2 separate regions of the Homo sapiens genome follow, and region 1 is linked to region 2. Evidence: read pairs that join two places in POLR2A ChIA-PET (ENCODE). Cell type or tissue: PC-9. All regions are shown on one strand. Region 1 has its middle 11 kb from the start of IL20. Region 2 holds the start of MIR135B (microRNA 135b).

Region 1 (4,000 bases), 1.4 Mb after region 2:
TTTGACAAAGGTGCCAAGAACATACACTGGGAAAAAGACAGTCTTTTCAATAAATGGTGCTTGGAAAACTGGATATCCATACGCAGAAGAAAGAAATGAGACCCCTACCTTTCACCATATACAAAATTCAAATCAAAATGGATTAAAGACTTAAATCTAAGACCCCAAACCATGAAACTACTACAATAAAACATTAGGGAAACTCTCCAGGACATTGGCCCAGGCAAAAATTTCTTGAGCAATATTTCACAAGCCCAGGTAACCAAAGCAAACATAGATGAATGGGATCACATCAAGTTTTTCTGTACAGCAAAGAATACAATCAACAAAGTGAAAAGGCAATCAACAGAATGAGAGAAAATATTTTAAAACCACCCATATGATGAGGGATTAATCATCAGAATATATAAGGAGCTCAAATAATTCTCTAGGAAAACATCTAATAACCCAATCAAAACATGGGCAAAAGATTTGAATAGACATTTCTCTAAAGAAGGCATACAAATGGCAAACAAGCATGTGAAAGGTGCTCAATGCCACTGATCATCAGAGAAATGCAAATCAAAACTACAACGAGATATCATGTCACTCCAGTTAAAAAGCCTTATATCTAAAAGACAGGCAATAATAAATGCTGGCAAAGATATGGAGAAAAGTGAACCCTCGTACACTGTTAGTGGGAATGTAAATTAGTACAACCACTACAGAGAACAGTTTGGAGGTTCCTCACAAAACTAAAAATAGAGCTACCATACAATCCAGCAATCCCACTGCTGGGTATGTACTCAAAGGAATGGAAACATTGTATTGAAGAGATGTCTGCACTCCCATGTTTGCTGTAGCTCTGTTCACAAAAGCCAAGATCTGGAAAATAACCTAAGTGTCTGTAAACAGATGAATGGATAAAGAAAATGTGGTACATAAACACAGTGGAATACTATTCAGCCATAAAAAAGAATGAGGTTCAGTCATTTGCAACAACATGAATGCAACTGGAGATCATTATGTTAAGTGAAATAAGCCAGGCACAGAAAGACAAATATCACATGTTCTCACTTATTTGTGTGACTGAAAAATCAAAACAATTGAACCCATGGAGATAGAGAGTAGAAGGATGGTTGCCAGAGGCTGAGAAGAGTAGTAGGGGGTTTGGGGGGAAGGGGGGATGGTTAATGGGTAAAAAAAAAAAAATAGAATGAATGGGACCTGGTGTTTGATGACCCAACAAGGTGACTATAGTCAATAGTAATTTGTTTGTACATTTTAGAATAACTAGAAGAGTATAACTGGACTGTTTGTAACATGGGAGATAAGTGCTTGAGGGGATGGATGCCCCAATTTTTATGGTGTGGTTGTCACACATTGTATGCCTGTGTCAAGGCATCTCATGTGCCCCATAAATATATACACCTGCTGTGTACTCACAAAAATTAAAAATTTTAATAAATGTTGATTGTCCTATTTAATTATTCTCAACTTTCCGATTTTATTTCCCATGTAACAGTGTTGTTTTAGGAGAGTTTTACTTGTACATTTATTTATTTACTTATAACTAGCAAGTATGAAGGCAAGAGACTCTGGCCCAGAGCAGCTGTACTTTCCTCTAGGTCTGCATCTCCAGATGGCTCTCTGCCATGTCCTGGCAATGGCTCTTGTAGTTTCTGCATGGCCAACCAGGCTCCAGGTAGCCTTCCTGGTTCTCCCTGCTACTCAGGTACCCCTCCCGCAGGCTGGTCCAGTGCTCTGTTCTTCCTCTGTCACAGTACTCATCAGTGTGGGACTCTTCCCTTGACTCTATCCAGACCCCTGCTTTGTTCAGCACTGATTGTCATGCCTAGAACAACCGTTAGCTCATAAGATGCACTCAATACTCCCCATGCAGCCATGAGCAATGCCTGACTGTGGGTGGCAGGGCTAAGCAATTATTCCTGGATGTAGGTCCACAGCAGGAGTCAGCATGTCACATTTGGCCAAGGACTTTGGGAGAGGATAAATTCTTAAAAAGTTGCTATGAGCTCAAGTTACATTGGTTTTTTTGTTTGTTTTTGTTTCTTAAGTAGCAGGTGAGATAAGACATTCCAGAGATAGAGTGTTCTTTTTTTTTTTTTTTTTTTGAAATGGAGTCTCACTCTGTGGACCAGGCTGGAGTGCACTGGTGTGATCTTGGCTCACTGCAAGCTCTGCCTCCCAGGTTCAAGCAATTCTCCTGCCTCAGCCTCCCGAGTAGCTGGGATTACAGGTGTGCACCACCACACCTGGCTAATTTTTGTATTTTTTTAGTAGAGATGGGGTTTCACCATGTTGGCCAGGCTGGTCTCGAACTCCTTCTGACCTCAGGTGATCTGCCTGCCTTGGCACCTCAAAGTGCTGGGATTACAGGTGTGAGCCACAGCACTCGGCCCAAGATAGAGCATTCTCTAGAGCAGCAGTCTCCAACATTTTTGGCACCAGTGACTGGTTTTGTGGAAGACAATTTTGCCACCAGGTCAAGGGTGGGGAGGGCGGATGGTTTTGGGATGAAACTGTTCCACCTCAGATCATCAGGCATTAGTTAGATTCTCATAAGGAGTGCAAGTTAGATCCCTCACATGCGTAGTTCACTGGGGTTCACATCCTATGAGAATCTAATGCCACCGCTGATCTGACAGGTGGTAGAGCTCAGGCAGTAATGCTCGCTGGCCTGCAGCTCACCTCCTACTGTGGCCTGGTTCCTAACAGGCCACCAACCGGTACTGGTCCATGGCCTGGGGGTTGGGGACCCCTGCTCTAGAGCATTCTAGAGACGTCTATATACTTCGCATTCTGTTACTGAAAGACATTCAATTAGTTCAGTTTCAGAGCTCTGCCACAGAACCACCTTCAGCGAAGATTCAAGTGCTGTAAATGAGGCTGGATCCAGAACCAGGTCCCATGGAAGGACCATCATGGGAGTGGGAGTGGGTTCAGAATCTAGCTTTCATATCAGGAGATAAGTGTGACTCAGCACACTCTGGTCTGGATGCCTCTGCTGATCACTTCCCTAGACTATGTAAGAGCACTCTGTGCCTCAATTTCCTTATTTGGAAAATGAAGAGAATAAGCACACATACTTCATGGGGTTGCATGAGAATTAAAGGAACTAGTATTTCATGAAGTCCATAGTGCCTGGCACACAGTAAGTGCTACAAACAAACAACAAAAGAGCCTGTGGTCACCTTCTAGTGCATCTTAACTCTACCCCCAGCACAGGCTTAACTTCCCAAGAACTGCAGCGCTTCCCCCAGGGCAGAAAGCCGTCTTCCTCTTGCTCCTTCCTCTCTACCTCCACTCTTAGTTGTGTTCCTTGGGACCCAGAATGGTTTTCCAGTTCTTGACAAGTCAGAGATACCTCAGTATCCATTTCCTGTCTCAGATTCTGAGCTTCCGAGGGTACAGCTACTTTGTAAATGGCTGCACTCAGTATATAAATGTTCATTGAATGAATGAATACATGCATGAAGCAAAGGCGGAGCCCACTTAAAGGAAGCCTGTGGCTTTGTCATTGGTTTCGGAACTTCTCAGCCTTCCTTTTATCCTCCACTTGGATCCTCTGCCTCTGTTCCATGTCCTTGATTTCTAGCTCCATGGCAAAGGAGTCAGTTTTCTGTCTGTCCTTCTTGTCTTTCATTTCTCTTTCACCCCTGATTATTGTCCTATGGTCCTTAACTTCACATCCTGAAGCCTGAAGACTAGTGTCTCCACTCAACTCCTTGGCTGGCCAGGGCTCTGGGTGTCTTGCTAACTGGGGCCCTTCTCACCTAGGAGTGGTGCAGTCCCAAGCGTGCAGGCTAGAGGGCATCATCTGTTCCGACAAGGTCAGTAGTGGCAGAAGCAGCACCTTCTCACTTGGGCCAGAGGTTCAGCTTTTTCAGACCAGCCGCCCTATGACTGGGGAGAAAGAACTCAAGACTTCACCTCTTCTTCCTCACCTCCTCAATGGCTCCAAAATGTCCCTCACACCTCACTCAAGAAGAGCAAGGTG
Region 2 (4,000 bases):
CCCCACCCCCAAGCAAAGCCTCCTTCTGGTGCCCCTTGGTGGCTGGCTCCGAACCTGGTCCCATGGGAGGTGCAGCTGCGCAGGAGAAGGAGCTCGCCCCTCACTGTAGCCCATGGCTTTTAGCCCTACATGAGTTTGGGACAGCAATCACATAGGAATGAAAAGCCATAGGCCACAGCAGAGTGGAGGGGTCCAGCGGCAGGAATCTCATAGGGAAGCGAGAAGCTGGGGCACCCGAGAAGCCCTCACTCCCCTTCTCAGCACCCCCGACCCCAGACCCACCCACACTGCCTCCCTCCAGGACTGGGCCCCCCAGGTTAAATTCTCTCACCATCTTCCACCACCTGCACTAAAGCCATCCCAGTAATGAGTTTCCAGTTCTTGCCCTACAAAGGCCTCACACAATGGTCCTCACTCCAGGGTATGAGGAGGGGTGGCTTCCTGGCCATAAAGGACCTCCTCAAATTCCCTTAATTAGCTTCCAGCCCCCTGCCCAGGGTCCTTAACTACCCCTTCCCTAGAGAATAAGGCCGGATCTTTTCAAGGCTGCTGCTGCCAGTACCCAGGATGGGGGGCCCCAGGTTAGGCTCCCTCTTTACAAAGCTTAACTCTTTCTAGTCCAGCCACTGGAAGCACAGAGGGCAAAGGAGGGTCTGGGTAAAGGAGGGCAGCGATGAGGACCTACCCTTTGTTTAGAGGGGTTAAATAGGTTTCTTGAGTGCCCCCAGGGGTGGGGGCTGGGCCAACCTACCCAGACCAGTCTGGGTGGTTACCGACAACACCCATTCTTGCATAGTTTAGAGGAGAGTGAGATCTCTGTCTCCAGACCTGGTTGGAGTCAGAAAGAGGGCTTCAGCTGAAACCTCCCCAAGCTGAGGGCAGCTCACTCTGGAGCCATCCCTGACAAGGCTGTGGGAGGGGTGCGCAGTGCCCTGCCGCTCTCATTGGCAGGACATGGGGGTTAGCACAGACATCTCTAGGACTGGATTGAAGAGCTGAGTTAAGGCGAACCAAGGTCTCAGGGCCCTGGAAAAGGTGTGTTCTAATCACAAGTGCTATTTCCCCACCCGCTCCCATGACGGGTCAGCTGCAGGCATCAGCTTCAGAGAAGTGGGCTTCTAGGGCTCCTGCTAGCCCAGGCTCAGGAAAGCCCCAGGGGCCTCAGACCTCTCCCAGGGGCCCCCAAGAAGATGGTAAGAGGCCCCAGGCCCAGATCAGGCCCTGCCTCTGCCAGGGAGTAGCTGCCTCTCCCACCCCAACTGTACCCTCAGCCCCAGGGCAACACTTGCTGGCTCCCTGCACAACCCTGGTAGAAGCAACCTGTTTTCACTGGACAGGAATCCTGCATTCCCCAACAACAGCACAGCACAGCACAGCACACAGCACACAGCACAGCACAGCACGCCCCTCCACACACTCCAGACATGCCCAACCTTCAGGGCCAAACAACCAGGCATCCTGCGGCCTCCCACCTGAACTTTGGGCCATCTGCCCCAGCCCCAACCCCCTCTGGTTCTCCTTTCCTTCCTCTCTCATGGGCCCCCAGAACCCCAGACCCAGGCCCTGCATAAAGCCATGGACTCTAGGCAGAATGCCCTCAGCTCCCTCCCAAGGGATGCTGGGCCAGGGGCTGGGGGTCCCAGGGGCTGCTCACCTGGCGGACTCAACAAGGCCCCCTTTCCCTCGCAGTCCGCCTCACAATTCCCCGCAGAGCCACTTCCTGCCTTCCAGGCAGCCACTCACTCCTCCACTCACCCCGAGAAGCTCCACGCCCCAGCGAGGGCAGGCCTCCTCCCTCCCCCTGCCCGCCCACCACCGGCCAGGGCTGAGCTGTACCCAACTCAACTTGACTCACTTGTGACCGGCCCCTCCCCCAGCCCTGAGGACGGTGGGGGTGGGGGTGGGGGCGGGCTGGGCAGGCGGGGCAGCCAGGTATTCCTTCAACCCTGACTTGGGCCTGAGTAACAAAGGTCTCATTGAGCCTCTGGCTGTCTGGTCGGTGAAGCACAAACCTCTTGTATCTACTGGCTTTTGATCTCACTCCCTCTGAACCAGCCATGTATTACTCACGTCCCCCTGCCGGGCTATTGGTGCAGAGGGGCTGTTTGGTCCCTCCCTCCCTCCCCATCTCCTTTCTCTCCTTCCTTCCCCTGCCGCTCCCCTCCAGCTTTTTTATAGTTTAATTTTTGGCAGGAGACCTGAGACGGCTCCCTGCAGGCCCCCCTCTCCTGCCTGGCCCCCCTCCCCTTCTCCGCAGCCCTGGTTCCTCTCCTCACCCATACCCCTATTCTGCTCCCACCACTCCCCTGCCCTGGGAGGACAAGGTCAGCACTTATCTGTCCTTCCATTTCCTTTCTCAGACCTGCTCGAGCCTGGCCCCCTCCACCCACCCTCACCCAGTCCTGCGCTCGGATTCCCAGCCATAGCCTGCCAATCCCAGCTGCCTATCCCTGGGCACATGAAGGGCTCAGCCCCTGGCCTGCCTACCAATCCCAGCCCACCTGACAAGCCCCAAGTAAGCTGTGGAAGTAGGGCATCTCTCTCTAAGGTGTGTCTGGGCCAGAGGGACTGGGCTGGGGATGGAGGTGGGGACAGCCATCATGTCTCAGGCTGGAGTGAACCTCACTTGAAATATGGAGAAAGAGGAAGCAGGTCAAGCCTCACCTCCTTTCCCGAGGAAAACCCTGCTTCCTCCAATCCCGAGAACCTGGGCAGTGAAAGGCCACTGCTGGGCGAGAACCTCGAGGACTCCCTCTCCTCAAGATGGGGCCATGCCCACGATTCCTGTCTCCTCTGGGGCCACCACAACCTTTCTGCAGCTTGCTGGTGGTGAGAACTGGGGCCCAGCAGCCCAAGGGGCCCAAGGGATATCCACTGTGTATAAGGGCCACCTCACAGGGCCACTGGAACATTTTCTCTTTAGCTTCCCCTGGCTCTGTCCCCCAGGATCCCTTTCCTCCCTTTCCTCCTTGGCCACTCCAGGGAGAGAGGCAGTCACCTTTGAGGTCTGAGCTCTCCCCAGAAATGCCAACAGATGCTAAGAATTCCCATGGTGGCCAATTCTAGAGCCTTGCCCATCCCCCACACCTACCACCAGTGGCCTCCTCTCCACTTCAGGAGTTTCCACCCCTCCCTAGCCCTCAGGTACTCCCATTCAGCCGGATTTGGGAAACTTCTGCCCCAACAGAGGCCCCATTCTTCCTGCCGCAGGCTCCCATTGTCCCTCATGACTCCACACATTCTTGGGCCTCTGATGAGAAGTGGAGACAGCCACCCGCCCTGCTTGCCTGCCCTTGCTGTCAGCACAGCCTGGGCCCTGCCGCCTGTGGCAGGAGTTGGGGGGAGTGGTCGGGGGGGTAACCAAGAGGGAATAAAAGGAGGTGGGAGACAAAACAGGAGTGAGGGGGAGATGGAACTGAGAGACACAGAATGGAGACACTGAGAGAAATTGTGAAGAAGAGGACAGAGGTGATAGCAGATGGAAATGCAGAAGAAACTCAATGGGAGAAAAAAGGCGAGAAGGGGAAAAGCAACTTTTTTTTTTTAGTGAAAACTGTGTCATGCATCTAGGTCCCCCTTAATGATCATCTTTCAGTAACACAAATATTTATTATTATTATTCCCATTGGGTAGATGAGAAAACTGAGGTTGATGGAGGCTACAACTTGCCTGGATGGGCATTTTTTGCTCTTAGAGGAGAGGGTAGGAGAAGCCTGAGAGAGAGAAAGCAGAGAGCCAGAAAAGAAGAATGCTGACAAAGAGAAACTGGAGGCAGAGGTGGAGCACAGGCAGAACCGGAGGCAGCAGGGAGAGATGAGGGGGCCTGGGGCAAGAGGCGGAGGGAGGGCTGGGGAGAAGAGACCTCAGGTGTCCCTGGCCTGATTGGCTGGTGGGTGTGCCCTCCCCTCCTCTGTAGTAACAAGTCCCTTAATCTTAGTGCAAGCTGCAGAAGCCAGGTCCAGCATGAAAACTAAAGCCTGTTTCACTGGGGAGCAGGCTG

What was found. Peaks named below come from ENCODE experiments on the same cell type or tissue, not always from the same donor. Only the 100,000 strongest peaks of a DNase experiment are listed, where the experiment ranks them.
Region 1: POLR2A ChIA-PET joins it to region 2 with 10 read pairs; 1 of 35 experiments calls an interaction of 5 or more read pairs at or near these places.

What each region holds. Positions count from the first base shown.
Region 1 is chr1:206,852,956-206,856,955 of GRCh38, forward strand. No RefSeq gene overlaps it. Among named protein-coding and RNA genes, the nearest start is that of IL20, 11 kb to the right of the region's middle. In PC-9, no CTCF peak of the experiment used is centred here; a DNase peak (open chromatin) is centred at 1,976; H3K27me3 peaks cover 533 bases.
Region 2 is chr1:205,448,214-205,452,213 of GRCh38, forward strand. All of the region lies in intron 1 of BLACAT1 (BLACAT1 overlapping LEMD1 locus), which reads right to left. It overlaps MIR135B (microRNA 135b), which reads right to left and starts at 185; the gene lies at 89-185. It also overlaps a transcript of LEMD1 not described here. RefSeq lists a silencer at 1,770-1,979. In PC-9, a CTCF peak has its summit at 2,546; DNase peaks (open chromatin) are centred at 838, 1,998 and 2,448; H3K4me3 peaks cover 2,882 bases; H3K27ac peaks cover 3,234 bases.